Linked DNA regions of Mus musculus: all the other regions are linked to region 1. A link is a loop called in an ENCODE intact Hi-C map of the cell type or tissue named here. Cell type or tissue: left cerebral cortex. All regions are shown on one strand.

Region 1 (5,000 bases):
ATTTCTCCACAATGCTCTGCATCTCCAGATGCAGACTCAAATGGCCCCCAGCCAGACACAGTCAGCGTGGCCACAGCAGCTGTGTCAGCCTGCTGTGCCTGCTTCCCACACCCGGGCTGTTGGATCGAAATGGCCAGAGAAACTTGAGACTCACACTCTAAGATAACTTCAGGAGAGGCGTATGCATACCAATAACTTGTCAGTGTTTCTAGGTATGGACAATACTATCTTATTCCACAGTGTTGAGAAATTGTTTCTATTCCAAAAGGAACAAACACGTGTGGCCTGTCTTGAAGAAACTGCTCCTAGGACACACTGCTGTTGCAAAGATTAGATTGCATTGAACGTGGACTACAGAGATTGCTAACTTAAACTCTTCTAGGACAAGTGGGAATTATTATTCAGTGAGGTGGACTAAAACTTTTGGACACTAGTTATATGCATTGGGCCAGGCAGTGGTGGCATACGCCTTTAATTCCAGGCAGAGGCAGGTGGATTTCTGAATTCGAAGCCAGCCTGGTCTACAGAGTGAGTTCCAGGACAGCCAGGGCTACACAGAGAAACCCTGTCTCGAAAAACCAAAAAAAAAAAAAAAAAAAGAAAGAAAGAAAGAAAAAGGAAAAGGAAAAGGAAAGAAGAGAAGAGAAGAGAAGAGAAGAGAAAAGAAAAGAAAAGAAAAGAAAAGAAAAGAAAAGAAAAGAAAAGAAGAGAAGAGAAAAGAGAAGAAGAGAAAAGAAAAGAAAAGGAGAGCCGGGCGTTGGTGGCGCACGCCTTTAATCCCAGCACTTGGGAGGCAGAGGCAGGCGGATTTCTGAGTTCGAGGCCAGCCTGGTCTACAGAGTGAGTTCCAGGAGAGCCAGGGCTACACAGAGAAACCCTGTCTCGAAAAAAAAAAAAAAAAGAAAGAAAGAAAAGAAAAGAAAGTATGTTACCAGACTATCAGCTCTCAGACTATCATCATCGCCATAGCGATTGGCGGGCTCATATCCCCTCGGGAACACTCTAGCAGGTCCTACACGTTGTGGTGCAAGATCCCAGCACCCACCGCCACTTCTGAGCGGCTCCATTTGAAACTCTTTACCAGAGCAGAGGCTTTGCTCCGAGCAGAAGTTCTGCGCCCAAGCCAGGCATAAAGCCTGGGCGAAGTAGCCGTCCTGGGGAAGCAAGGGTTACCACAGGAGGGGGCCTTCGTGGAGGGCAGTAAGAACAGCTGTCTGTGGGCAGCTGGAGCGGGGATAATTGGTGTGCAATGGAAATCTAGTAGGAGTGAGGGTCTGCCAAAACAAGCAAGGGACCCCGAAGGAGAGTGGAAAGGATACAAGAGAGAATTACCCCAATCACTCCATGTTAATATATTAAAGAAATTGATGTTTCTGGATTTGACATGTAATTTCAAAAGGAAAGAATAATTGCTTTATTCTTCAGAACAAAAAAAAAAAAAAAAAAACCTCCATAAAATGAGCTTTATGAAGAAAATTTTATCCTGAGAGTCACTGGGAATATGATTACTCTTCTAAAAGCATGTCAGACATAAAAGACGTGCTGAGAACCAACTACTGTCAGTTCTGGATGGAATGTCTAGTTTGAAAATGATTTATTCTCCATGTAAGGCTCTCTCTCTTCTGTAATATGTAAATTAGAGGTGGTTCGTACAACCCGGTGAGAGCTAGAGTAAGAAGTTTGGCTTCGAAGCAGTGACTTTTAAAAATAGTTTTATTGTTAATCTCAGTATTCATCAAGTCTCTGATGGCAGGGAATTTAGTTCAATCATTTTTCTAAGTCACTGCAGAGAATAAGTAAGTATTATCAAAGGAAGAAAAACCATTTCTGAATCGGCCTTGGCTCACACGTTGGCTTGAGATCAGGTATCCAACGTGAGCCCCTCTGGCAGGCACTACCCATAGCCTAACCCAAAAGCTCTTTCCACACCTTTCTTGATTAAAACAACAGCAAACACAAAACATTAAATATGTAAATGAATGTCTTAATTTCTCTGAAGTGCTGTACGATCTTGGTAAACCACGGCGCTCCTCTTTCTCTCTGTCCCTAAAAAGGGACGTGTAATGAAGTTGTCCGTGAATTCTGCTGGTAGCCTCCATTTTTCTTTCTACTTAGGGAGACTTAGAATTAAGAGAAAGCCCCTTTGCTCGCCTTTCCTCCTTCCTCTTGGCTCCCTGAGGCGCTAATTTGAGCATTGGCGCCATCTTGTGACAACAACAGGAAAGGTGAGAAGAGCCAGCCAGCCCGGTGCTTCTAGACATCTGAAATGGCACATTATGGGTGGGGCCGAGCCATCTTTAGCTGCACATTGTGTTACTTTCAACCCAAATAGTCCTGAGGTGACATCTTCTCAATTTTTTTATTTGAGGTCGTCATACTAAAAAAAAAAATCACACAGTTAAAATTTGAGGTTATATACTTGCTTTGTAAAAGCTAAAACAAAGGAGCAACTCATTATTGAACAGGTGTTTCTTTTAAGAGTTAATTATTTCTCCTAATTCCATAAATGTATATAATGAATTTTTACCTCATTGTCTTCTCTTGTCCCGTTCCCCCTTTCTTTTCTAGGTCCCCCTTTGTGTTTGATGTGTCTGACTGCCTTTAAGTAGTGTTGCTTGAATGAGCATCGGTGAGGGGTTATATATTACCAGAACACCAGCAACTTACCTACTCCAGAGAAGCAAACGTCTCTCTTATGCCATCAACAGGTCATCTTATAGCATCAATAGGTCTAATGGATCTAGTACGTCTTTCACCTACCCATGTGGGAACATTGGTGGTCTTTTGCAGGCACCGATGCTGGGGGTGTCAAGTTCAGAAGACTGGCTCCTTTCTTTCCACTCCTCCGTCAGAGGTGTCCCCTGAGCCTCAGAGGTGGCACTGTCTCACTGGGGCTGATCCCTGAGCGTATCTGACTCTCAGCCCTTTGACCAGTCATGAGTTTCTGAAGTAACTGTCACCTATTGCAAAAACAAGCTTCCCTGACCAAGGCTGACAGTAGCACGACTCCATGGACAAAACCTAAATATTGAAAAGGTAGTCTGATGGGCACAGTAGGCCTGTTTAGTAAATTAACAGCCACAGTTTCCTTGGTTAGGGCCTATGGTCTCCCCAGCCATGGTCTTACTGATCAATTTTATAATATTATGCAGGAATGCCTCCAGAATGCAAGCAGAAAGTGGTTGGTTACCCTCTAAGTAGCCATGCCATTATTATACTGTTTGGCACACCCTGCCTGGTGAGTTGTACATTGCAGGCCTTACAGCTGAGTAAGATTGCTTATGATTTTTCTTTCCCAGTCACCCAGATTTTGCATCTGCAAGCACTTGAGAAGCTAGCTACTAGGGAGGGACCTTCTAGCTTAGTCCCAGCTTGATTTCTCTCCATCCTATGGGCGAGATATGTGTGCTCTTAGCAGTAGGGGTTACTGTCTAGTTCTCATGGGCAACCAGTAGTGTCAATAGCTGGATTGTTTTGGGGGCCCTGGCATTTTAATTTAAAGGCCATAGCTTTCTGGGAACAATGTTACCCATCCATGCAAGGCCCCCTCATTCAAACGCCTGTTACATTAGTTTACAAAGCAGTGGATGATGCCACAGAGCTTCTTCAGACAGTCTGAACTGTGGCTAGCCAGCTCCTCACCTCCCATTTCTCTCGCCGTCTCCTGCCCCCTCTCCAGCAGCTGTTTTCCCAGTTATCCTATTTATTTGAATTTGATCTCAGGGTCAAAAAGAAAAAAAAAAACAAGTTAGAGCCTTTTTATCATTTCCTTTGGAATGCTACTAAATAAGTTTATTAGTAAGATAGCCCTCCTCCACAGCTGACACTTGTCCTCATGTCTCAACTATGACAATCAGTGAAATCTGAGGGGCTTGTGGTAAAGAAGAATTTTCACTAAAATGTAATCTATTTTTTAAAATTTATTTTTGACTCATCTATGAAATCATTAAAGCTGTACTAAATGCTTGGTACATTTAGTGCGCTAGGTAATGTTTCAATCAGATTTGATGTACTTATCTCATTAAACACTTAGCTTTTCTTCATGGTGAATACTTTTATAAATGCGTCTAGCTTTTTGGACTGTGGAATGCATTGTTAGCTATTATATGGGAAAGAAAATTTAACTGTCAGATGGAACTCAGTCTGTATGCATTTCTCCAACTTTCAATTTTAAAGGTTAAAAATCTACATATTCACAAATCGTAAAAATTGAAAAACATTTTTTTCTTATTAAGCAAAATTTTGTTTTTTTACAAGACAAGGTTTCTCTGTGTAGCACTGGCTGTCCTGGAACTTGATCTGTAGATCACTCTGGCCTGGAACACACAGAGGTCCACCTGCTTCTTGAGTGCTGGGACTGAAGGTGTGCACCACTACTGCCTGGCAAGCAAAATTACTTTTATTGCCATCCATCCTCCTTAAATGCTGCACATTTCCCCCTTTCCCTAGCCCTCATTCTTCATGTTCTACCCCCAAATTCTATCTTCACCCTATCCTCACCTCTGTGGGAGAGCGTTCTTAGTTTACTGTTTTGGATTCAAGCTAAACCAAACACATTTTTCTAACTCTGTATCCTCCGTGGACTCTGTTCCAGAAGTGTTTCCAAATAGAAACATCTCCTTACTTCTACAATGTTCTAAGCGTGCGTGTGTGTGTGTGTGTGTGTGTGTGTGTGTGTGTGTGTCCCTCCTGCGCTTTACAATCTAAGTAAAATGAACACTTGTGAAGTGGGGACTTCTGTAACTCTGTAACCCAAGTTCCATTACAGTGGATCAAGTGTGGGCTATCTTTGGCCAAAAGACCTAAGATTTTAGGATTCACATTTTTCTTAATGAGTTCTCCCATCGATTTTGTTTTATAATTATGGAAGAAGGGGGAAATGGATGATACTTAGACCAGTAACATCTGTTCAATAGGATACAGTTACACTTGGATTTTATTTACTGTGGTGATGGGGGTGGGAGACCCACATGTACCCCAGAGTTGGTTCTCCCTATCCA
Region 2 (5,000 bases), 440 kb before region 1:
CTCTGTAGACCAGGCTGGCCTCGAACTCAGAAATCTGTCTGCCTCTGCCTCCCAAGTGCTGAGATTAAAGGTGTGCACCACTACAGCCTGGCTCGTACTGATACATTGTTAACACCTTATTGTCTGTAAGTAGCATTGATACATTGTTGATACCTTATTGTCTGTAGGTAGCATTTGATATATTGCTGACACCTTACTATCTGTAGGTAGTAGCACACACCTGCACTAGTCTAGTTGCTCTATAACTTTCCCTTGAGAGACTTTCCTATGCCTATGAATCTTGAAAGGTACTCAGTGAGAGGCCAGGCCTAACCCTGAGCCTGTCTAGATGTCACCTCTAAAGCATTGGCTCCCTGTCCCTGCCCCAGACTGTCTTGGAGAAGGGAGAGATTCTAGACTTGCCTCAAGGACACAGGCTCTCTGGATAAATACAGACTGGCCATTGAAATTTCTTCCAAGAAGGGGAATGCCTCTTGATAACTAATATCAAGAGTACACATGTGAGGCTAGGGGACTCAGTGGATAAAGTGCTTGCTACACAAGCACGAGGACCTGAGTTTGGACACCCAGCACCCACATAAAAGCCAGGCCTGGCAGCATATCCTAGTTTTGGGAGGGCAGAGACAGGTGAATCCCAAGAGCCCATTGGCCTGCCAGTCTAGCCAAAGCAGCCATGTTGAGGCTTAACAAACCTCGTCTTAAGAAATAAAATGAAAAGAGGAAGACCCTGGGCTTCTAGATGAGTGTGCCTGTGCAAGCGCGCGCGTGCACACACACACACACACACACACACACACACACACACACACACACACACACACACACACACAGAGAGGCATTCATTACACATACACACCCGACAAAAGGTTATATATTGCATATGTAGAATGTAACATGCAAAGCTAGAACAAGAAAGTCACGACTCATCTAGCAGAAGGAAAAGATCTGGTGTCTTTGCCTAAAATACAGGACGTTACTGCTGTGACCCCAGACCTTAGTCACACTCCAGATTAACATCAGACTTTCTCCCATCTCCAAGCTGCAAAGAGCATTTATTAACTGTGAGAGTGCTATGAGAAGTCCTAATGAGAACAGCGGCAAGGGCACCTAACACTGCACCATGCCATGCTGACGGGATCACGGGGACCCTGGTGACAAAAGGAATCCTGAGAAGTAAAATCTTGTGGTGGGGATAGAACTCTACAGGAGCCTGGCACCTGAGGGTGATGAAGAGTAGGGATGGGAGCCTGTCGTCTCTGGGCCTTCTCCAGCCAGGTCCTGCTATTCCAGACCGCGGAACTGTCTCATCCTCTCTGGTTGCACGCTGAGTACATCCGTGCTTCCGCTGACTTTTGCCTCATGCTGTATAAGCTCTCTTCCCTTGGTGGTGCTCACAGCTGCCTCCAGCTGAACCTTTGCTTTCAGGCCTGGGCTGCTGTGGTCGTCATCTCCCTGTCTCTCAGCTTTGGGAAACGGCCTCTCTACTGTTTCCTTCCCCAGTTCTCCGAAGCCCCCACCCCATACTAATCACAAGTTCCTTTTCTAGAAGCCTCTCCTGAGGGATTACTTCTGGCTCCCAGGTTCTCATTCCTTCAGTTAGCAAAGGCTTGCTTGCTCTGTGCCTCTTACATGTGTAGAGATGCCAGGCTGCCCTTGATCCTTCTTTGACTGTCTCCTAGACTCAACCTGCACTGTATTTTTTACTTGTATGCAACCCATTGTTTGTTATTTTCTATTCTTTTAGTCCTACCTTTGAGAAAAGGAGGTAATTCCATGGGAGATGTGTAGTGTCCAGATGCAGGATTTGGGGCCAACCTGGTCACTGACAGAGCTTGTCTGCTCTTTGCAGGGAGGAAGTTAATAAGGCCTACCGGAAGCTGGCTGTGCTGCTTCACCCGGACAAGTGTGTAGCACCAGGCAGTGAAGATGCCTTCAAAGCAGTTGTGAATGCCCGGACAGCCCTCCTGAAAAACATCAAGTAGAGGCAGAGGAAACTACAAGCGAGCTCAAGTGCAAACAGACTCCCCTTGAGGTGAAATAACCAACATGGAGTTTTCCTTCACGAATGCTCACTGTTGTGTTCCCTCATGTGTAAGTTAATAGTATGGGTGCCTGTTACCATGTTGTGGCCATTTCTCAGTGAGATGACCGCTTTTGTGTGAGAGATAACCCCACATCTCTTATGCACTTCATTTCTTATTGCCAGATAACTAGGTGTTTGTCATTGTGTCATCGCTTATGCATTCACCTGTGAAAGTCCATGACTGTGACCCACCTGCTCTTCCTCCCAGCAACCCTCCATCCATCCATCTGCCCACCATCAGAGAAAGGAATAACAACAGGAGAGAGAAAGAGCCTGGCCCCCGGGAGCCTGCACCCCACTAAGCGGCTTCCTGGTTAGTATTTTAACCATCAGCCTGTACAGTTAGTAGCCAGAGATGGTGGAGGATGAGGCAGGAGTATTGCAAGAGAGAGGCCAGTCTGGATTGAATTACTTGGCAAGACTTTCAAAGAAAAACAGGCAACCTTGTAGAAGAGTGATGTGAGCTAGCACTGTTATCTGCCCTTTTAGGACACTGACTCTGTTCTTTCTCCAGCCACCAGGGGGAGACAAGCCAGTGCTAAGAGAGAGGCAGTGCCAGCCACAGGAGCTGGAGAACCTGAAGCTCATCCCGGATCCCAGGCCTTTGCTCTGCCCTAGAAATAGTTGCTAGCATCAAGCAGCAAGGATGCTGTGTCCCTGGGAATGAGGGGCCCGACACCAGAACAGAAGCTCTTAGAGGGCGCATTGTGGGTCACTTGGGAGTGTGCGCTCAGTCACACCATTCAGACGGAAAGGCCAGCTTGGGCCTTTCCTGAGCTCAGGCATGTTGGGCACTAGGAGGGACCCTGCATGAGACTCGTCCCTGTCCTCAGTCCTCACCACAGGTGGTGGGAGAGGCAGGCGGGCCCTCTTCCACAGACCCGTCTCTTTCTTCTGCTCTCCTCTCGCCCCACTCTTTGTTACATCCCACATCTGCCATGGCCTTTCCTCTTGCCCTGGGCTCAGCTGACTTGAAATAAGTAGGATCCATTTGGGGCACACTGGGACGTCTTGGGCCTGTGTGGGGCAGAATCCCTACAGTTTCTGCTTGGACTCCAAATTTCTGAATAGTATTTTAAAATTACAAGTATGAAAACTCATGTTGCATAGAGAGAAGCCTTTCTCGTGCTGTTGCCCCTGCCTGGTCCACAGGACTGGATGGAGCTGATGGAGCTGGGCTCATGTTGCTCGACTCCTGTCATCCCTCTGAACTCTGGTATTCTTATTTTGAGCTGCAGCCACCTGTGCTACCTGGAACTCAAAGGATGACTTTTAAATACCTATCCCATAACGGTTGCCAGATAACATGTCTCTTGCCTAAGAAGACAAGCTCTTGGCTTCCTGTCTAAACCCTTGTAGTCCTCTGGGTTTTTCCTTTCTCCATAGTGGCCTCACTTTGCATGGCTGTGCTCTGCGCAGCTGCTCTGAGCTTTAAAATGTTGTTCTTAGTGAACTCAGATGTGTATAAAAGGATAAAGAGGTCTGGCATACGGCTGTATTAGCATACGGCTGCGTGGCTTGAATTAGCTTCTGAGGTGATTGAGCTCCACCTCATGGTTCTCATGGGCCTCAGTTCTGCTTGAGGCTCCCTCACGCCTAGCACATCTGATTATCCAGCTGCTCCTGGAACAGAAAGTGGGAGTCATGAGGATGAGAGGTGTGTGTGGTGCTGTCAGCCTGAGTGCGGGGCCCAGGCTGCGCCTCGTTCAACCACATGGGCAGGAGAGCAGTTACAGCAGGGGGCTTTAGTGTTCCCATTTGGGTCCCTCAGGTCACTTGCTGATTCTCAGATCTTGAGACGCTGTTCCTGACATCTTACTTATATCTAGGGTGGCTGCGTAGCATCTTATTTATTTATTTATTTATGTAAGAGTAATAAAATGAAGAGGTGAAGCCTCAGGGTCCCAGAATGTGTCTGGTTTCTTTAGTCTCTCAGCAGAGCATTAGGAAACAACAGAGCATAGCTCAGAACGAAAAGTATTCTGAACCCTGGCTTCGTGATCCGGTACAGACCTCTGCATTCATTGAAATTCTTAGTGCAGCTGTGTGCTTTGTCCTTCGACATTTTGAAAACTGCTTGCACATTTAAGATCTTAGGACGTCAGCAGGAGTCTCAACTCAGTCATTTCAGAGGCTGAAACGTTTTTATAAAGAACCTTGCCCCCCCCCAAAAAAAAGAAGGGATAAAATATTTGAACAACTGTTATCTTAAAAAGCTGTGTCCTTCTCCATCTGAGTCACCAACTGGTGTCACCTCTTCACTTGTTGGAAGTCCCTGGAGGCATTTCTGAGTTCGTCTTCCAGCCTTCGTCAGCACTTTAGAGCGTCCTCCCCTCCCCTGGTGTGTGCTCTCCTCTGTGTCTCCCTGGAGCTGCTGGGCTCCACTCTCAGTGTCTCTCTAACCCCGGAGCTACTGGGCTCTGCTCTCAGTGTCTCTATCCCGGGAGCTGCTGGGCTCTGCTCTCAGTGTCTCTCTATCCTGGGAGCTACTGGGCTCTGCTCTCAGTGTCTCTATCCTGGGAGCTGCTGGACTCCGCTCTCAGTGTCTCTCTACGCACTGCCGCTTTACTTCTCCATGTCAATGTCGTCTGTGGCTTTGCCAGCATCTTAACTCACGAGTCCAGATGCTGAGAGTAAGGCTGCTGTCCTTCTGCACACTGTACACCATTCTTTAAGGCTTGTATTTACCTCAGGAAACATATTCTAGTATCTTCTCACTGATTGAAATCTCAAGTGATAAATACTTCTTTATACCTGCAAAATGGTACCTATTTCTGTCTTAGTTCGGTGAGCAGCTAGATGGTCAGGTATCTAGATGGTCAGGTACCTATTTCTGTCTTAGTTCGGTCAGGCAGCTAGATGGTCAGGTATCTAAATGGCTGAAAGCTCGTCAGAGTAGGACAAGGGGCTCCTGCCA
Region 3 (5,000 bases), 280 kb before region 1:
CAGCAGCAAGAGAGCAAGAAAGAAAGGTGCTCTAAAACCCGAAAGAAGAACGAACTTAAACAAAAAGAAAGGTAAATACGTCAAAGGCTCTGACAGGAATTGAACCTGGCATCAACTGGGACACTAACCACCGTGGCAGGAACAGTTTTTAGTGGTGAAGATGAGCCTGCCTGGCTCGACAGGGCGTGGGTGGAGGTGAGCAGAGCACAGTCTTTTAAAGTCTTTTAAAGTGCAAGGTGCCACAGAGACAGGCTAGTGAAACCTGTCAGCCTGGCTTCCAGTTGTTCCCCTTCCTTTCTTCTCTTTTCTCTTTCCTTTCTTCTTTACTTCCTCCCTGTTCTCTGCCCTTATTTCTAGGGCCTCTATCTCATGGCTTGTATGTGCTAAGTAAGAACTCCACTGTTGAGCTAACTGCTAGCCATTCATATTTAAACTGATTATGTAGGTGCCCCCAGCATGGAGCATTCACCCCAGGGTTTCACTGGGGAGCCGCTGTGTCTAAGCACAGCAGAAAGATCTGGGAAGGGGGGCTGTGTGCCTACAGGGTACAATTATAATGACAGACTATGAAGTTTCAAGTGAGTTCAGGAAGTTGGGATTAGAACGCACTAGGAGACTAAATGCTTCTTGCATGTTTCAGAGATGGTTTCACCCATTTACACACAGTCTTTACTGAGAGCTACACAGTTCTCTCACAAAAGGTTTCCTCTCCCACCTTTCAGTGAACTTTAAGAGAATGTGGTTTTATGTTTTCAATTTTAACCACTTTACTTATTAGATTGTCAGACTAAATGGCTTCCCTGTCATTAGAACCAAGACACAACCAAATTAAAATCCTTATAAAAGCAAGTGATGTGTGAGAAGTTCAGCATTCAGAATTAAGAAGAAGAAGAAGAAAAAAACCTCAGCAAGGTAACTTTATAAGCTAAGCGGGTAAGATGAGGCCACTAAGACTGTAGACTTGCAAGATCAGGCAAAGCAGATGACTCCAGAAGCCTCAGGGTTGCTGGGTCCCGTCTGAGAGCTTTCACACGAGCTGAATGGAGTGCTGCTATGTGCCTCTCTGCATTTTACTAGTGTGGCTTTAAGAAACTATCTACTCTATTTCAATAAAAAGATTTTCTTATAATCACAGAATGGAGATTTTATTTGAATCAGTGGGTATCAAGCTTGATCTTTTTCTGTACCTACTGAGATAATAAAATATTTTCCTTTTGAAGATATTTTCTCCATCTGTCCTAGGAAAGCTGTTACTGATGGGCATGGGCCTCACCCCTCAGTTGTGTGAGGACGGGGACGAGAAGGCCAGAGCCACTAGACCCTTATACCGCTCACACACAAATCCGCCTAAGTGATGAACTGCTACTTCATACAGTTAACAATCCTATTTTCCTTTGTCAATAACACAATTCAGGTCCTTCCATCATGTAAATGGCAGTGCAGTCTCTCGGACTGTGAACATACAATCACATGAAGGAAGCATGGCTGCTCTTATGGGCTGTGGAGTGCCAGGGACTCTCATACAGAAAAACTATTCCCTTACTTGTTGTTTCCCATTGTTCCTTGCTGCCAGGCCTTCATGTCTGGTGACTGGTACCCAGAAGTAGGTGGAGTTTGCTGGAGCAGAGAGCTTTGAGGAGGAGGGACTGGCATCGGCACCATGGAGCTCCCAGGGCTTAGAGATGGGGCAAAGGTGGCCTCACCTTGGGGAACTAGTCCTGAAAATGACACACATTAATTGATGTAAATACAATCATAAATGTATCAACATCATATAATAATAAAAAAGCAGTTGCTATAAGTCATTTAGAAATTGCTTCTTTAACAGAGCAAAAATGAAGGAAAAGTGGTCTCTTAACATTGTAGGGAATCTTAGTACAAGTAGATAAACAAGGACAGAAGTTTGGAAGGGCTTTAAGTTGCTGTGATATTCATTTCTACAGCAGGATTATATTTGATCTTTTTCTGTTTCATTTATTTATTTATTTGCTAATAAGAATTTTCAAGTTCAAATAATGAACATATATAATAGATTTCTTGTCTGAGCAAAAAAAAAAAAAACTTGAGAAAGGAAAACAATTAGGCAAGAAAAGCCTATTTGTGAGATGCAAAATCATCAGAATGTTGCTGGCCACTCCTTCCCAGGCTTCTCTGTGTGTGCTGTCTTCCTTTCCCCTCTTTGAAAAAAGCTTTCTTTACAGACGAGAAAGTCACCCACGGCATCCATATGCAGTGACTCAGTGAATGCACAGAGTTGTGTGGCCCCTCCCACAATGCAGCTTAGGTGTTTGCTTCCCTCCTGATCTTCCCTGCCTGTTCCTAAGGGACAATCCTTGTCTGTTCCCATGCTATCTCAGCTCTGCACGCATCACCATATAAACTGTTCTTTGCTTTTGAGACACGATCCGAAGGCTTCCAGGCTGGCCTTGAACTTGTTACAGAGTCAAGGATTATCTTGAATTTTTTACCTTCTTGTTTCTACCTCCTGAATTGCTGAGATTATAAGTGTGGATCCACCATGTGAAGTTGGGGTTAAACCTAGGGCCTATGCATGCTGGACAAGCATTCTTCCAGTGGAGCTAAACAAAAGCGTGTGCAGACTTCACAGGGGTATCATATCATCATTATACCATATCTGGTCTTTTGTGCCTGGCTTCTTTCACTTAGCATGACACTTTTGGGATTCAACCATTTTGGTGCATTTGTCAGCTCAGTGTTCATTCCTTTTTAAGTTTAGAAACATGCTTATTAGCAGACATCAATATAACTATGCTAAGAAGCAATTGGTATAAAATAGGATTTTATTTATAGACATTTTGTTCTAGTGATATACATCTCACTGTATGTATGTATAGTCTTTGAAATTAAATATTTGGCTAATTTTATCTTTCCTGTACAAAACTGTTTTGGTTATTCTAGTTTCCATTGTTATTCTTTTCTTATGTAACTTTTAACCAGCTGTTCACAACACCTACTGTATTTTTTTTAACCTATGCTCTTCTCTGTAAGTTTGATTTCTATTTTACTGATGTTATGTATACTTCTATTTAACATGCTCAAATCTCCTTCTAATTTACTGAACACACAGAATGCATTTATAGTTTCTAATTTCTTAAAGTGACGATTTTTGAACATGAAAGTTCCTACCTCATCCTAACATCTGTATGGTGTGTGTGAATGATAGGTCTTACTGTAACATGTTACATATGTATGCAATATATTTGGATTATATTCACATCCTTTATTGTCCTCTCTTGTTCCCACTCCCGGGTCCCTTTTGTCTTCTCAAATAATCTGGGTTAGGTTTGGTTGTTGCAGGCTACACTTTCCTGCTTCTTTGCCTACCTGGTGGTTTTAAAAGCCAAACTTCAGATTTTCTGAATTTTACCTTTATAAGAAATGTACATATTTTTTAAGGCAAATATTTCTTTTCTTTTCTTTTTTCTTTTCTTTTCTTCTCTTTTCTTTCTTCCTTCCTTTCTTTCTCTTTCTTTTTTTTTTTTTTTTTTTCTGAGACAGGGTTTCTCTGTGTAGCCCTGGCTGTCCTGGAACTCACTCTGTAGACCAGGCTGGCCTTGAACTCAGAAATCTGCCTGCCTCTGCCTCCCAAGTGCTAGGATTAAAGGCGTGCGCCACCACGCCAGGCGACAAATATTTCTTAAGTGTCTTTGATCGTGGTTAGGTTATACAGAAACCAAAGCTCTTTATGGGTCTTGTACCTAGAAAAATCAAGATCAAGATTTGGGTCGGGACTTATTCTTGCCCCACTTGAGGTAAACGATATTCTACTCGACACCCATGAGTTATGAGGTTTTCCAGGTCAGTTAGACGGGAAAACGGCCCCGTGTGAACTCTGAACACTGTTTCTTCTAATCTTCAGGCCTGCTGCTTGGGCCCTGCTTGTGTGCACATGGGCACACATGTGTGCAGGCCGAGAGCTGCCGCGGGACCCTCTGTATGGAGTCTTGGCTTTCTGTGGGTAGCTCTCTCCTCAAGCTGTGCCCTCTGCACCAGCCACTTCTGCTGGGCTCTGGTCTGCAGTGAGCTGTCAGTCCCTAGGATCACTGTTCCTGTCCTTGGACACTTTCTGTCCCAGGGAAGAGTGAACATGGCTGCTGTCACTCTCTTAGGCTAAAACAGGAACCCTTAAAAATTGTGTTTCTCTTCATGTTTTGTTACGCTAGTGCTTTCTTTTCACTTGTTTCCCTAAGCAATTGTAACTTAAAGCTGAGGTTTTTCAAGACTGATAAAGTTATAAAAATCTAGAAGGAAAGAACAAGCAGCTGATAATTTAGTATAATACTTTCAAGTATTCTTCAGAAAGTCATGTATCTTCTTTAAAAAGATTTATTTTTATTTTATGTGTCTATGTGAGCCTCTGCACATATGCATCTGCACCATGTGCAGGCCTTGTGCCTACAGAGGCCAGAAGAAAATGTCAGCTCTCCTGGAGCCCGAGTAACACAGAGGTGTGTAGTATGGTTTATCTTGTGCACCTGGCCCTTTAAAGGATCCCCAGTTGCTAGCCAAATGGCCCTTTAAGAATTCTTAGGTGTTAGAACTACTTGACTCTATGACCTTCAGTGTTAGTTGCCTCTTGGCTTTCTGGAAGCAGGATAGATTATAAAAATGCCAGCTGAGGCAGAGAAAGTAGATTGGGTTAGTAGAGTGAGAAGAGAAGGCAGTTGGTACAGAAGATATTGTTAGGAGATAGTTGAGTTGGGAGAAGCTGAGCTCAGCAGAAGCTAGAACAGTTGGGGAACTGGTGGGAGAAACGTTTGGAGGGGCTGGGCTGTAAACTGGGTGGAGGGCTGGCCAGGAATTAAGAGACCTGGCTAGCTACTTTACAGCTGTGAGCTGCCGCGTGGATGCTGGGAGCTGAACCTAGGTCCTCTGCACTAGTAGTGACCGTTCAGCCTCATGTGTAGTGCTGACCTCTGCCTTTCCCTGCCATAATGTCATGGGTCCGCTGCTGTGGTCTTATGTCTTTACACACACAC
Region 4 (5,000 bases), 270 kb before region 1:
CAGAAATCGGCCTGCCTCTGCCTCCCGAGTGCTGGGATTAAAGGCGTGCGCCACCATGCCCGGCTAATGCTTTCTTTTATAAGATTTGCCTTGGTCATGGTGTCTCTTCACAGCAACAGAATAGTAACTAAGACACACTATTAGACTATGCGCCTGGTGCCCTTGGAGGCCAGAAAAGAATACCATATCTTGTAGAACTGGAGTTACATGTAAGTGCTGAGAATCGAACCTAGGCAACAAGTGCTCTTAACTGCAGAGCCAACTGTCCAGCCTGACATGTCCTTTATTTAAATGCAGGTAATTATAACTTTTAATTAAACTTAAGTCTAACTGGGACAAAGGGTATAAAAATCAAATCTGTAGGATTCTGAAAAGCACAACAAAAGATAAAACTGAAACAGTGATGGGCAAGTCTCCTCTTGCTTTCTCTCAGAGGTTAAGTCAGGTCAGCAGCCATGGATTTCCTAAGGCTGCCCTGCTCTCTGCTCTAAGAGCAGAGCTTTAGTGCTAACCATTTAAGAACTAGAGCCTAGAGAACATGTACATGGCTGTGCACTGTCACTGCCAAGCAGTAAGATCGTTTCTTAATTCAACGTTAGACACAACATCTTATTTTACTAGTCGGTGGAAAATGCTAAGAGAATAAGATAAAATATTGTCAAAAGAGCTAGACATGGTGGCATGTGCCTATAATCTTAGCATTGAGAAGCTAAGGCAGGCAGTTCTAGAGTTGGAGGCCAGCCTGCCTTATCTCAGATTTAAAAAACTAGCCAGGCGGTGGTGGCACATGCCTTTAATCCCAGCACTCTGGAGGCAGAGGCAGGCAGATTTCTGAGTTCCAGGACAGCCTGGTCTACAAAGTGAGTTCCAGGACAGCCAGGGCTATACAGAGAAACCCTGTCTTGAAAAACCAAACCAAACCAACCAACAAACAAACAAACAAACACCAAAAAAACTAAACCCCCAAAAGGATGGAGAGAGATTCATGTGTTAAGTCTGATGTCCAGGCAAACATATGTAAATAAAAACAAACAACAATAAAACCTACAACTAAAACCACTTTGGCTCACTTAAAAGTTTTGTTTATATAGGTTGTATGTTTAAAGGAAGTTTGTCTTAGACCACTTCAATCTTTAGACTTCTTTCAGAAACTGCCTTTTATAGAAACTTATTAGAAGGTAGGAAATACATAAGTTTTCTGCTTTGTTTTGGGGATCCCTATTTTTAGTCATGCTTGTTTTTTCACCACAGAGTATATATATTATATGTGTGTGTGTATACATACACACACACACACACACACACACATATAATTGTGTGTGTGTGTGTGTAAGTAAAACAGGACAAAGGTTCTTTTCCCGAGAGAGGCAGCTACAAAGGGCCCTCAAAGGTAGCTTCTAGAGTATCTGCATATACACACATAATGCCATTCTTTCAGATGACAATTTGCTACACTGTCCATGACTCCTAGGCTCCAGTCATCCAGGCTGCACTCTGCCATCAGCTCAACATACATTTCATCAACTTAAATCTAGCTAAAGAGAAACTCTGTACCCACATTAGCTACAATGAATCCAGAAAAAGGTAATTAAATAATTTAACAATTTTCTGCACAGCAAGGAGAAGGCATCATCTTTCAGGAGGTGGCTTTTGCCCAAGTTACTATCTCCAGTAGCTGACCCAACAACTTCCCATTCTCACATTCACAGTCAATCTTCCTCAGCTGTTGAAAAGGAAACTTCTGGAAACTTTGTGTTATATCTGGCTGGAACTGTGTATGGCAGTTAGAGTGTCACTGTTGTCTTTTAAACATTAAGTAAATAAGGGCTGATTTCTTTAGTAAGTAAAAGCTCCTATAAATTAGTAAGAACCCAATAAGTCAAGTCGATAGATGACCAGAGATTATAAAGAGATCTCGTAAAATCATTGAAAATGGTCAACTTAGAGTAAAGTACAGTTTGAAATTATATTGTGGAAACACAAGCCCATCATTATAATGATGAGAAAGTAGACAATTCAAAGTGCTGTGAAAGGCATACAGCAACAGGAACATCAGCAGCACACTTTGTGAAAAGCATCATTCAGTCCTATGTATGTGTCAGTCCTCTGATCCAGACATTTATATTTACAATTTGTACTTCACATATACCCTCATAAGTAATAACTATCTCTACAAAGGGTTTTTTTTTTATTACAGCTCTGTAATAGTAAAAGATAGCAGTCATCTCAAAGAAAACTTAACCCTCATACAGATACAAATCAGTGCAGATTAGGAACAGCAAGCTGTCCAAGGAAAAGGCTAACATACAAAACAGTCAGCATGGATAGTATGATGCTCTGTTCCTCAACATGTAGCCAGGCTAGCCTTGACTTTGCTTATGTAGCTAGGTTGGCTTTTACTGGTGATCTTCCTGCCAAGTGTGTGTGTGTGTGTGTACACACAAACAGAAGATGAAGAGAAGTCTGTGTGTGTCATATAGTTAATATTACATAGTTTTATTGGTATTGTTTTGCTATCTTATGTGACTATGTTAATTACTAAAATAAAATTTAAAATCCCATACTATATGTAACATCTAAAACAAGAAAGTACAATGACTCTTAAGTACTAAAAATTTATTCCATTTGGAACTTATTACTTTATAGTTATATTTTTATGCTCTACAAGTTAATAGGATTTTAAAAAATAATCCTTAAAGCAGTATCTGTTGCAGGACTGTAGAAACCCCGGCAGGAGGAGCTCGCCTGTGTACTCTGACAATTCTGGAATTCATCTGGAACCCTCTAACCAGGCTGCAAGTCTTTTAAAGAGTCTCTTTATGGGTAAACTTGATTTAAATTTTGAATAAAACAAGCATTGCTAGGATGGCAAGATGGCACGGCAGGTAAAGGCCCTTGATATCAAATCAAGGCTGACCTCTGTAGTTACTTTGTGCATCTGAGTCTCCTGCCTCTACCTCCCTGAGATTACAAGCATATACCACCATGATTAGGTTTATGTGCTGCTAGAGATAGAAGCCAGGACATTATGCATGCTAGACAGCCACTCTGCCAGCTGCACTACACCCCTTTTACTATTTCCTTATTTATCTTAATATTGCAAATCTTTATCACAAATTTAAGATCTGGGGAAATCCCTGATCCTACCCAAAGCATTAACAACCATGGAGAGTGTGGCATGTTGTTCTTTTAAAAGATCCTATTGAGAATAGTAAAAAGTTGCATTCTTGGGCTTAGCTGCATTCCTGAGGGAGTGAAAGGCTACTGTACCATGCAGTATTTAAAGCTTCATTCTCACACTGAAAAGGAAGGAAGAACACTTTTATGGCCCAGCCAGGGCAAACTGTCTCTCTCAGTAACATGACTAGCTGATCCCTCACGTATTACAATTTAGATGACAGCAAACATTTTTGCTCCACTGTGCTTTTAGAATCACGTTTATTGCCTCTTGCTCTTTCCTTCTCATCACAAAGTGGAATGCAGAAGTGAACTCTAACTTCACTTATGTGTGGTTGTATGTGGTTGACCTTTCAGTAAGAGTAGCTAATGGGCAGCCATTAACCCTGGTGTCACAGAAGTTAGACTAATAGAACTCAGAAGCCCTGCTCAGTGAAGGAGATAGGACAGGCAGATCATAGGAAGCACTCCTTTGTCAGAGAGCCCAGGCTACCCACTCTGTGTACTCCTTTTCACTCTGACATGGAGTAAGGCTATGCTACAGGTTATAGCAGATGCATCAAGGCCAGGATCTAACAGAGAAAGCATGAAGAGCCTTCCTCAGAACCAGAGATCTATCCACAGGCTCACAGGGTCTCATGCTCAACTTGGAGCTTGCAGATTTGTGCTGAATCTGTGCTAGTCTGTCATGCCTAGCTTTTTATTTTTATGTGGGTCTTGGGAATTGAATCTGGGCCCCTCTGCTTGCAAGCACAGTACCAATTAAACCATCTTTTCAGTCTTGGTATTATTTCTTTGAACAATAAGTTTCATTAAAAATAACATTACAAATTATCAAACGTGCAACTGACTCCCAAAGACAGGGAAATGGAGACAGTTCAAAAGGACATTGCAAGGGAGACAACTACTGAGAGCATGAGGCCAACCTGGGCTACTCTGCAAAAGTCTGTCTCAAAGCAATAGCAAGAGCCCCTAACAAAAACCCAAAAGAACAAAACAAAAATCAGTGAAATAAGAAAAATGGAGAGAGAAAAAATCCCCAGCTGAAAGGAAATGAGAAGCAGGAGAGCAGAGAGAGGAGCAGACTCGGGAAGTCTGAGGATAAAGGAAGTGAGAAGCAGGAGAGCAGAGAGAGGAGCAGACTCGGGAAGTCTGAGGATAAAGGAAGTGAGAAGCAGGAGAGCAGAGAGAGGAGCAGACTCGGGAAGTCTGAGGATAAAGGAAGTGAGAAGCAGGAGAGCAGAGAGAGGAGCAGACTCGGGAAGTCTGAGGATAAAGCACAGATGGACACAGCTGGTGCCACAGCTCAGCTAGATTAAGACACAGTGGAGAAGAGTTTCCTAAACGGGTTTCTCAGAGGAGGATCAGAACAACTCAGGAACAGGCCATGGCTGTTGCTTGGACAATGAAAGGACAATGAACAGCTGCCACCAGACCTCTGCACTGATGCAGCTGACTCTGGAATGTGCCCATGGATTAAGATGGTGAGTTTGTGACTCACGGTAGAAGTTCAGCCCAGGGAGTCTCCCACAGTGGGTGCCAGGGCTGCCACAAGGAGGTTCCCTGTTGTGGATCTCTAGTCCCTCTCAGCAACTGAGAAATGAGTCCTCTATGGTCAGAATCTATGTTCATTGCCAGGAAAAGAGCATCTTACTTTAGCTACAGAAACATGCTAGCTACCAGAATTTTCAAATTCTAAGTCTTCCAGTACATACTGAGAGACAGTAAAAATTTACCACTCAAGCAATGTCAACAGCAGCAAAGAGAGGACAAACAAATTTAGTAATGAAAGAAACTTAAAAAAAAAGTACAGAAATGGATCG
Region 5 (5,000 bases), 310 kb before region 1:
GTGCTAAACGCTGACCAAAGCAGCAACTCAGGGAGGAAGGGCCCATTTCATCTTACAGGTTACAGTCTGCCATGAGAGGAGTCAGGGCAGAAGTGTGAAGCCGGAACTAAAGCAGATGGAGGAACGATGCTTGCTGGCTTGCTCAGTTTGTTTTTTATACATCCCAGGACCACCTACCTGCCCAGGGGTGGCAAGAACTCAGGGCAGGAACTGAAGCAGAGACCATAGAGCAACAAGCTTATTAGCTTCCTGCTACTGCTCAGTTAGCTTTCATATACCACCGAGGACCACCTGCCGCAATGGGTTAGGTGCTCTTCCAATTAAGAAGCAATAAAAAAAAAAAAAAAAACGCCCTAAAGAAACTGCCCATAGACCAATCTGATGAGTTAATTCCTTAACAATTGAGGTTCCCTCTTCACAGGTTGCATCAAGTTGACAACCAAAAACAGTCGTCACAATAGATAACTCATATATCTAGGGCATATTTATTTATTTATCTGTTTATTGAGACAGGGTCTTTCCTACACGACTGGCCCAGAATTCACTATGTAGATCAGGCTGTCCTTGAACTCACAGAGATCCACCTGCTTCCACCCAGAGTGCTGGGATCAAAGACATGTACCATCACAACTGGTCTGCCATAAATTTATAAAGCCATAGGCCCAAATAACCAAACCAGAGACCATTAACCTCTCTGCTGGCCACTGGTGTAAAAACACCCACTAATTAGTACGCTCACTTGAAAAGAACAAGAGACTCCTGATTTGTCTACTGCTTGCTTTGTGGGCAGCAGCATTTCATCTAAGCCTGCTTATCACAGAAGCACAAATCTATGGTGGGAAAGGCCGATTCTCCATGCTTTCCCACAACCCAGATGAAACCTCCCTAGAGAAGTCCAATGCTTCACCTCATGTAACTAGTTTCCTTAAGCAGATCCAATATTTACTTTGCAGGGTTCACAAGAATATACATTCACAAAAATCCTTTCTTCATTTGTCTTGGGACAGCCCAGACCTGGCTCATTCATCTATCCAGCCAAGGCTAGACATCAAATTACTAGTGTATAGCTCCTTTAAAAAACAAACAAACCAACTTGCATAAGATCAAGAGAGAGCCACAGTAGGCAGCATGTTGGCCCTTCACTTGCTTTTCTTCCCGTTACTGACTCCTGACTTCTTTTATTTCCTCTGGAGCCTGAGCACAGCAGTTCCTTCTCTCTGCTGTATTTAGTTCCTCTCCAAGTTCACACGATAAGCAGTGGTAATTGCCAAGCAGAGAGAGAAAACCAACATAATCATAACTAAATGTTTCAATCTTTTGGATTGGAGATGACAAGGGAACTGGAGAATAATTGACCTGTCGAAGTTTGATGATTATTCACAAACTTTCACTCGTCACTTGTTTAGCCAGGTGTGCTGACACACAGAAGGGCAAGTTACTGGCAAATTTGGGATTACATAGTAATTTAGTTCTAGGGTATGGATTATACTTGATTGCAACATATTTTTAACAATTAAGTCATCAAACTTTTAGTTTTTAGTAACAATTTCAACCCACATGATGCTTTCACATTAAGTTTTGTTTAAAGGAGAAAGAAAATGAGGCAGAACTATAATGTGTCCAAGCCACAAAATTTCCTAAGATAGAGCCCTGAATCAAATCCATATCTAATCGCCAAAGTTACTGCCTTACAGTGTCCCTTCCTTTGCAATAAAGTCTGGAAACACTGTGGTACAGAGAAAGCCAAACCCCTTTGAATACCTCCTTTGCACTTCCTGCCTGGACACAAAGTATTTGCAGACTCCATCTCCTCTTCGGGTTCTCAAGTGTTTTTTCTTACGATGCTGGACGTACAAGGCAGGGTTAACATGGACCCGAACGTCCTTAACTGTAAATAGTAAAAGACACGCAATCACCAATCTATTGCCACTATTGCCTGACAGTCCCGGGATAAGCAAAGTGTCCCCGCTGGCGTCCCTTACCTTGGACTGGTCAGCCCTGTCCACGCCTACCTCACCGCCGTGGCCACTATGGTCCAGCCGGGCTTCCTCGAACACCCAAAGAAGCTGTACAGTAATGCTAATCTGTCTACCACTGGGTCTTGCTTTCTCGCCAAAGCTCCCTCACTCAGGATGCAGTTTAAGAATTCCCGCCGAGAGCAACTGAAGTAACAACGTAACCCACTGATCCCAGAGTGCTTTGTGCTTCCGCCGTACACGAACATGGTGGCGCCCAGCAGCTCCACACTAATCCCAGCATGCACCGCAAGGTACGTCCGGCCAGTCTGATGATCAGGAAGATGGCATGCTCTGGGGTGGAGCCACAGATCCTTGTACAGTACTTAGTATTACGAAAGGATCTATCTCAGGCTCCCTTTTCCTGGCCCACCGGCGCACTGGTAGCGCAGGCTTGTCACGCCGCCACAGCAGCCTTGCACCTTCATCGAGACCATCCGCACACGGCAGCTTATCTCCGGGAGCTGGGGCGCATGCGCAAGGTGGTTCTCGAGGTGAGGCGTGGGGAGTATCCGGAGGGACCCTAAACGGGGGTGGGGTGCCGAGGCCGGAAGTAGATCTGCTCTTGGGCCCAACCCTTAGCTTCCGGAAGTACGTGTGGCATGATTGTAGGAGGGATCACTAAGAGTTTGGGAATGGTCTGCGCTACGCAGTGAACCTTCCCTTTGGCAGAGCATGACTGTGAAGAACCGACGCAGACCCTGCTATCACAGCGTTCACCAGAAATTGGTTGTTCCAGTGTCCCTTAGATCCCTGGGAACGAAGCTGGGGAAAGCGTGGCGCTTATGCCTGTGCACCAATCTGCCTTTTAAAACTGGGCCTAGCCGGGCGAGGTGGCGCACGCCTTTAATCCCAGCACTTGGGAGGCAGAGGCAGGCAGATTTCTGAGTTCGAGGCCAGCCTGGGCTACAAAGTGAGTTCCAGAACAGCCAGGGCTATACAGAGAAACCCTGTCTCAAAAAAAAAAAAAAAAAAAAAAAAAAAAAGAAAGAAAAAGAAAAAAGCTGGGCCTAAAATTAGCACTGCCTTAATATTGTTAGTAAGAAATAGAGGCTGTTTATTTAAAAGGAGAAATGCTCAGTGAGTGGGGAAAAGGAGTATGTTTTTCAGAAGCTCTGAGTCTCAAGTCTCCTAACTGACATTTACATAGCACCTGCTTCTCTAGAGAAATCTTTATCCAGGAAAACACTGGCAAAGGGGTGAGAGTGGAGGAACAATGGCCAAAGGGACCAACGTGCCAACCTACATCTGTGTTCAACTTTCTGAGGGGTCCTTTCCCATCTTGGTGATTTACATACGCATTTGATTAACCCTTTTTTAAAGATCTACTTAAATTCTGTGTAGGTGTGTGTGTCTGTGGGACATATGCACATGGGTGCAGACGTGTAGGTGTGTGTGTCTGTGGGACGTATGCACATGGGTGCAGACGTGTAGGTGTGTGTGTCTGTGGGACGTATGCACATGGGAGGACAGAGTAGGATGTAGGCTCTTCTGCAGTTATAGGCAGTGAGAACATCCCACTGTGGGTTCTAGGAACTGAACTCTGGTCCTCTGGACACGGAGCATCTCCTCAGCTCCTGGACTAACTCTTAAGGGTTAGGACCATATGATATTCTTTACCAGAAAGCCTTCTCCTAGATCTCCTGGAATTTAAAAAAGTTGTATTTGTATCCAGGTCAAGATCCTGTTGGCCTTAGATCCTATTCTGCTGACCAAAAAGCATATAATAGGGTAGATGAAAAGGGTTGGTGAGATGGCTCATTGGGTAAAGGCATATGCCACCAAGTCTGACAACCCTAGTTCTATCCCTGGACTCACTTGATGGGAAGAAAAAAAAAACAAAAACAAATCTTACAAGTTATTCTCAGTGTGCATGCATAATATAATATTCTAGTTTGCTTTTTGTTGCTGAGAAAAATACCATGGCCAAAAAAAAATCAACTTGGGAAGGAAAGGATTTATTACACCTTACAGGTTACATCAATCATCTAGAGAAGCCAAAGCAGGAACTTAAGGCAGAAATCTTGAAGCAGAAACCACAGAGGAACACTGTTTACTGGCTCTCCTGACCTTCAACTATTTTACTTATACACTTAAGGCCAATTTGCCTAGGGATGGTACTGCCCACAGTGGACTGAGCCCTCTTATATCAAATAGTTGAGAGATGTGTCCTGCATCAACTTAGGCTTGGGCCTGAGGGGATGAGAGAGGGAGAAGGAAAGTATATGTAATTTTAGAAGTCTTCCCAGTGGTCAGCTGAGTCACAGATAGCTTAAGGGTGAAGGTGAGCTGCAGTAGGCGCCAGCCATAGGGAACTAGAAACTATATAGCAGAATTCAATACAAAAAAGAGAATTGCATTTTATTAACAGGGTATCGAGCCTCCTTCTCAGCCCCTTCCTAGCCACTTCTGTAAGATCCTAAAAAAAGGAAATAGCAAACCAATGGGCACAACTGTTGCTCTACAGTTCTTTGGTGGAGCCACAGCTCCAGTTACAGAGCCCGTCCCCACTCTTGTGACCTTCTGACACTTCCTAAATGGGTCATTCAGTCTGTGTTGTGTGTTCTGCAACTTGTAGGCTGCTGATGAGACCACCTTGAAGGAGCTGGCTGAGACCCTGCAGCAGAAGAACATTGACCACACGCTGTGGCTGGAGCAGCCGGAGAACATTGCCACATGCATAGCCCTGAGGCCATACCCCAAGGAAGAAGTGAGCCAGTATTTGAAGAAGTTCCGATTGTTCAAGTGACTGTAGTTCTGGGAGAACTGAAAGTCAGCTGGGTCTGGGGAGCCAAATGGCCACCATCCTGAAGCATTGTGGGTTCCTTTCAATGTTGTTATACTCTTCCCCTCTAGTTATGGTGGTTTCTTAAGAACCAGCACAAATTCAAATTAAAGCTCTCATTAATAAGCACCTACTACTATCATCATTATCATCATTGCCACTAAGTTCAAGTGAGGAGAGTGGATAAGCATCACTATTAT
Region 6 (5,000 bases), 270 kb before region 1:
GAAGTGCCTGTGTTGTCATGGAGTACTCTGGCACAAACCTCGGGGAAGAGTGAGCCAAGGAGGTCTGCACTCACCTGCTGCTGCCCCTGTAGCCGCTGCTGCAGCTGCAGCCGAAGCTGGTTGGGTGCAGCTGGAGGTCTATTGAGAGTCTGCCGGGGCTGCATGCCCATGTTGGGTGAAAAGGTTCCTCGAGGAGGTGTTACTTGAACCGGCATAGCCCCCAGTGAAGGCTTCTGCCGGACCATGCCTTGGAAAGGGCCAGAGAGACCAGCGGTGGGAGAAGGAGATGAGTATGGCTGGGAATAGAGGGTGGGTCTGTCTTCCATCATCAAAGGTGGTGTTGCTTGCTGTGGTGGAAATCGCTCAGATAATACATCTAATCCGCCTCCCTGTTAGAAAAGAAGCCAAAATAATTTATAAACAAAGTGCTGGCAACACGAGATGTATGTCTACATAAATGTATATGTGGAGAAGTTATCTCTAGCAAGTCTTAGAACACATTCATTCTCAATCCACGCTCTTCAGAAGCTCATCGCCATGTCTGAACAAGCACCTGGACGAGCTTGTCGATCCCCAGTGCCCGGTCTAGCTCAGCCAGCTCCGTTTCATCTTTGCCACTGAGGAAAGACACCAGTTGTTCCAGAAGGGCCTTCTCATCGTTTCTTCCTTCTACTGTTGTTGGTGGACAGAGGAGCTCATCCAGCTGTGAGCTAATACATTGGCTGTGGGAGCAGAAGACGAGAAAGGCAGGAGAAAATGACTCAGGTTTAAGAATGCAAACACATACGCAGAGATATATGTAAAATCTGGTTTTAAAAAGTTCTGTTATGATGTTGGCAATGAGTTCTAGTGCAATGAAATACGCTATAATATAATTATAATGAATTAATTATACTGAAATGAATATAATTAGTGTACAGAGATGCAAAGAACATGTTTTGGATGTATTTGCATGTTTGTCTGGCTACTGTGTGGCATACGTGTATACCCTCATATGTGCACATGAGAAGCCAGAGGCAGATGTTAAATGCCTTCCTCTGTAGCTCTTCACTTTAGTTTCTGAGAAAGGATCTCTCACTCACCTGGAGCTCACCAACTGGCTGGCTGGCTGGCCTCTGAGAGCCTCTGTCTGGGCCTCCCAGAGTTGGGATTACAGATGTGTGCCAGCACACCAGTGTCTACTGATATCTGGGAATCTAAACTGAGGTCCTTAAATCTACAGAAAGTTTTTACCTGCTGAGCCACCTTCCTAGGTAAAACAGTAGTTAATGCACAGTTTGATCACAATCTCCATTCTTTAGTCAACTACTGAGAAATTTCCATATTCTTCTTGTTAGCTTAAAGAAATACCCTGGAAAGTAACTAAATATAAGAAAGGAGATACACTTTTAAAAAGGTTTATTTATTCACTTTATGTGTCTGTGCGTGAGTGTGTGCATCATGATTGTGCAGATGTCTGGGAAGGTCAGGAAAGACCGGTGGGTTTCTAGGAGCTCAGTTACAGGTGGTTGCAAGCCACCTGCTAAAGGCACTAGGTACCAAACCTGGGGCCTCTGAAAGAGCAGAAAGTGCTCTTAACTGCTGGACCATTTCCCTAGCCCCATAAAGAGTTCTTAATAAAAGTAAAACACACAAAAAAAAAAAATCAGTTAATTTATTTTTCAGGTTTATTCTTTTGTGTGCATGTAGGCATGTGTCTGTGTGTGCACATGTGTGTTTATGTTTATATGCGTGTGCGTTCCTACTTCCCTCTCTTTTCCCTTTCTTTCTTCCATCTTTTCTTCCCTTCCCTTCCCTTTCCCCCTTCCCCCTTCCTTCCCCCTTCCTTCCCCCTTCCCCCCTTTCCCCCTTCCCCCTTCCCTTCCCTTCCCTTCCCTTCCCTTTCCTTTCCTTTCTCCTTTCTCCTTTTCTCCTTTCTTCTCCTTTCTTCTCCTTTCTTCTCCTTTCTTCTCCTTTCTTCTCCTTTCTCCTCCTTTCTCCTCCTTTCTCCTCCTTTCTCCTCCTTTCTCCTCCTTTCTCCTCCTTTTCTCCTCCTTTTCTCCTCCTTTTCTCCTCCTTTTCTCCTCCTTTTCTCCTCGTTTTCTCCTCCTTTCTCCTCCTTTTCTCCTCCTTTCTTCTTTCTCCTCCTTTCTTCTTTCTCCTCCTTCTTTCTCCTCCTCCTTTCTCCTCCTCCTTTCTCCTCCTCCTTTCTCCTCCTCCTTTCTCCTCCTTTCTCCTCCTTTCTCCTCCTTTCTCCTCCTTTCTCCTCCTTTCTCCTTTCTCCTTTCTCCTTTCTCCTTTCTCCTTTCTCCTTTCTCCTTTCTCCTTTCCTTTCCTTTCCTTTTGCTTGCTTGCTTGCTTTCCTCTTTCTTTCTTTCTTTCTTTCTTTCTTTCTTTCTTTCTTTCTTTCTTTCTCTCTCTCTCTCTCTCTCTCTCTCTCTCTTTCTTCCTTCCTTTCTTCATTTTCCTCTTTCTCTCTCTCCCTCTCTCTCCCTCTCTCCCTCCCTCCCTCCCTCCCTCCCTTCCTCCCCCCCCCCATATTTTCAGGTTTTGGAATTCAATGAGGGATACTCATGCTTGTGTGGCAGCACGTCACCTAATAAGCCATATTGCCAGACCTTAAGATTTATTCTTATCCTATTGACTGTATGAATACCATTAAATACTATGACCGAATCATAATCAAAACAGCAAATTTATTTTATGCTTTCAAAATTGATGAAACTATCTTGATAATATAAAGTGACTATTATATACAAAAGAAATTAAGTTGAAAAACATTAACATGCTAGTAGTTCAGCCAAAAACCCCACCAAATTGCTGATTCATGAAGACAGTATGCAGTCTAATCTAAGATGACATTAATTGATGTATAAAAATTATATATATGTATATCTATAATTAAAATATTATTATATGAGCAATATGAGAAAGAATTATTCTTCTGGGAAAAAGAAAAGGAAAAACAGTTCAGAAAATTCCTAAGTATATTTATTCTTCCCTTGATTGACATGTATGAGATATAGTCTGTGTTGTGAGACACAGATGCCTGTGTAAATTAAGAAATCAAACTCCACTGAGAATGGAACACTGAGCAGATATATTTTCTTTCCTTTCACATTCTTTCTCTAAACAAAGACAAATGGTGGACAAAATGACCCAGAGCTGAAAGTTTAAGGCAACACAATTGGTACAGTAAGGCCAGTTTATCCATAGGAATACGTGGACATCAAAGCAGTACAAGCGATGACATGTAGAAGGAGACTTGGCATAGCACATCAGTCAAGTGGTGATTACAAAGGAGACCTGCCTGTGGCCATACGGTAAATGCTCTGCTTGATCGGAGCTCAACTACATTCTCCCATGCCCCTTTTTAATTAAACACTCATGTCGAGTTATAGCTCAAAAATACTCGTGCACACTGGGATCCAGTCTGGGGAGGGTAGCTCCTAGTTTAGAAGCTGATATCTCTCAGTGTATAAAATAGAAAGCGTCTTACTTACTCTTCTGGTTTATTCTGATTTATTGTTGTCAAAGTATTATTTGCCCATGGAATCTGATCCCCCGCTCCTGGTTGTCCAAACTGGTTATCGATCGCTTCTAATTCTAGTTCAGGCAATCCTGATTGAAGAGAAAAGGTTCACTGTCACAAAGGAGGACAAGATAGCATTTCACAAGTCACACACTATACAGGAGAGCAGGATTTCCCTATAAACTATTACTTATGATGATACTCAGATTTAAAAAAAAAAAAAACAGGCCGGAACTATGTTTTTGAAACTCAAGAAAACAATACATGCACTTTAGAAAAATTATCTACAGCAGTTTTAAAAAGTTACTTGATTCATGTATGTATGTCTGTGTCCCACATGCATACTGGGCCTGAAGAGGCCAGAGAGAGGGTCGGATCCTCTAGATCTGAAGGTACAGATGGTGGTGAGCCACCTTTGGGTGCTGGGAACTATACTCAGGCCCTCTGGAAGAGCAGCCAGTGCTCCTGACCACTAAGCCATCTCTCCAGCCCTATGTAGCAGCTCTCTGAAAGTGCTATGGCTATCTGTAAACTATTTACACCAGGGAAAACTAAAAATAACCTAAATTCCAGAAATTCTGGGAGTGATGAATTAAGGTATAGATATTGACCATGTGCTGTTGAGTAAAGGAGACTACAGAATGTTCTAAGACACATGTTCACCTAGATTCTGTCCCTAGAGATGCATAAACACTGATAGAACAATTCGACGAGGCTCTCCTTGCGTATCTTTTTGGTTCATGTTAAGCAGCAAGTGAGATTATTTTTCTGTTTATAATGATTACTTGTAATTTCTAAAGTGAGTACACTCCAACCTATCACTGTTATGGGCTAAATTGTGTTCTTCTCCCCCAAATCCACTATGTGGAAATTCTAACATCTAGGACTTCAAAACATAACTAACGGGAGACAGAACCTTTAATGAGGTAATTTGTGGCAAACAGACCATTACTGTGACTCCTAGTTCACTATAACTATTATCTTTATAACAACAGGAGGTAAGGACATTAATGTCACAGAAGGAGGTGGTCAATCCAAGATAAGGGAAAAAGACTTCAGGAGAAACCTTGCTTTGACACCCTGGACTCCTAGCCTCCCAGACTGTGGGAACATACTGTATGGTACTTTGTTAGAGTACCTAGCTAACTAAACAATTTTTTAAAAAGTAAAAGGGCCTTAGAGTTTGCCTCTTTTGTGGTCCTAGGGACTGAGGCCAGGGCCCATGAACGCTAGGCACTGAGCTGAGTACCCCTTCTAGGCCTCGGAAATTTTAAGAAGAAACTTACTTAAGTAGAGTTTCACTTTCTAGCAGTGTCACATACCTGTAATCCTAGCACTCAGGAAGCTGAGGCAGAAGGATTGCCACAAGTTTGAGGCAATCTGGTCTGTATACTGAACTATGTAATGAGCTGGTCTGTACAAACAGCCAGCCTGAGGTACACAGGTAGAGTCTGTCTCAAAGCAAAAGGAAAACCAAAACCTCAAGTTC

Evidence for each region. A loop is a pair of places that touch in the nucleus more often than their neighbours do. Peaks named below come from ENCODE experiments on the same cell type or tissue, not always from the same donor. Only the 100,000 strongest peaks of a DNase experiment are listed, where the experiment ranks them.
Region 2: it touches region 1 in a loop (6-fold over the local background); 23 of 42 quality-filtered maps call a loop at or near these places.
Region 3: it touches region 1 in a loop (2.8-fold over the local background); 7 of 42 quality-filtered maps call a loop at or near these places.
Region 4: it touches region 1 in a loop (2.4-fold over the local background); 10 of 42 quality-filtered maps call a loop at or near these places.
Region 5: it touches region 1 in a loop (2.4-fold over the local background); 4 of 42 quality-filtered maps call a loop at or near these places.
Region 6: a loop joins it to region 1, with 3 times the contacts of the local background. A loop is called at or near these places in 13 of 42 quality-filtered maps.

What each region holds. Positions count from the first base shown.
Region 1 is chr12:4,546,627-4,551,626 of GRCm38, forward strand. No RefSeq gene overlaps it. Among named protein-coding and RNA genes, the nearest start is that of Gm46332, 20 kb to the right of the region's middle. In left cerebral cortex, a CTCF peak has its summit at 2,204 (motif pointing left); a DNase peak (open chromatin) is centred at 2,201; H3K4me3 peaks cover 600 bases; H3K27ac peaks cover 180 bases.
Region 2 is chr12:4,104,953-4,109,952 of GRCm38, forward strand. It overlaps Dnajc27 (DnaJ heat shock protein family (Hsp40) member C27), which reads left to right. Exons shown (of 7, transcript NM_153082.4): 7 at 1,850-5,000. The coding sequence ends at 1,982. Among named protein-coding and RNA genes, the nearest start is that of Dnajc27, 25 kb to the left of the region's middle. In left cerebral cortex, a CTCF peak has its summit at 2,593 (motif pointing right); DNase peaks (open chromatin) are centred at 2,604 and 3,682.
Region 3 is chr12:4,261,891-4,266,890 of GRCm38, forward strand. Ncoa1 (nuclear receptor coactivator 1) reads right to left here. Exons shown (of 23, transcript NM_010881.2): 19 at 1,544-1,718. Among named protein-coding and RNA genes, the nearest start is that of Ptrhd1, 30 kb to the left of the region's middle. In left cerebral cortex, no CTCF peak of the experiment used is centred here; a DNase peak (open chromatin) is centred at 2,225.
Region 4 is chr12:4,280,799-4,285,798 of GRCm38, forward strand. The region is part of intron 13 of Ncoa1 (nuclear receptor coactivator 1); the gene reads right to left. Among named protein-coding and RNA genes, the nearest start is that of Ptrhd1, 49 kb to the left of the region's middle. In left cerebral cortex, a CTCF peak has its summit at 2,701; a DNase peak (open chromatin) is centred at 4,612.
Region 5 is chr12:4,231,770-4,236,769 of GRCm38, forward strand. It overlaps Cenpo (centromere protein O), which reads right to left and starts at 2,196. Exons shown (of 7, transcript NM_134046.6): 1 at 1,983-2,196; 2 at 1,762-1,888. The coding sequence starts at 1,807. It overlaps Ptrhd1 (peptidyl-tRNA hydrolase domain containing 1), which reads left to right and starts at 2,244. Exons shown (of 2, transcript NM_001204912.2): 1 at 2,244-2,509; 2 at 4,594-5,000. The coding sequence starts at 2,258. The coding sequence ends at 4,764. In left cerebral cortex, a CTCF peak has its summit at 2,186; DNase peaks (open chromatin) are centred at 2,282 and 2,518; H3K4me3 peaks cover 1,660 bases; H3K27ac peaks cover 1,232 bases.
Region 6 is chr12:4,274,620-4,279,619 of GRCm38, forward strand. Ncoa1 (nuclear receptor coactivator 1) reads right to left here. Exons shown (of 23, transcript NM_010881.2): 14 at 3,483-3,600; 15 at 554-722; 16 at 75-389. Among named protein-coding and RNA genes, the nearest start is that of Ptrhd1, 43 kb to the left of the region's middle. In left cerebral cortex, no CTCF peak of the experiment used is centred here; no DNase peak of the experiment used is centred here.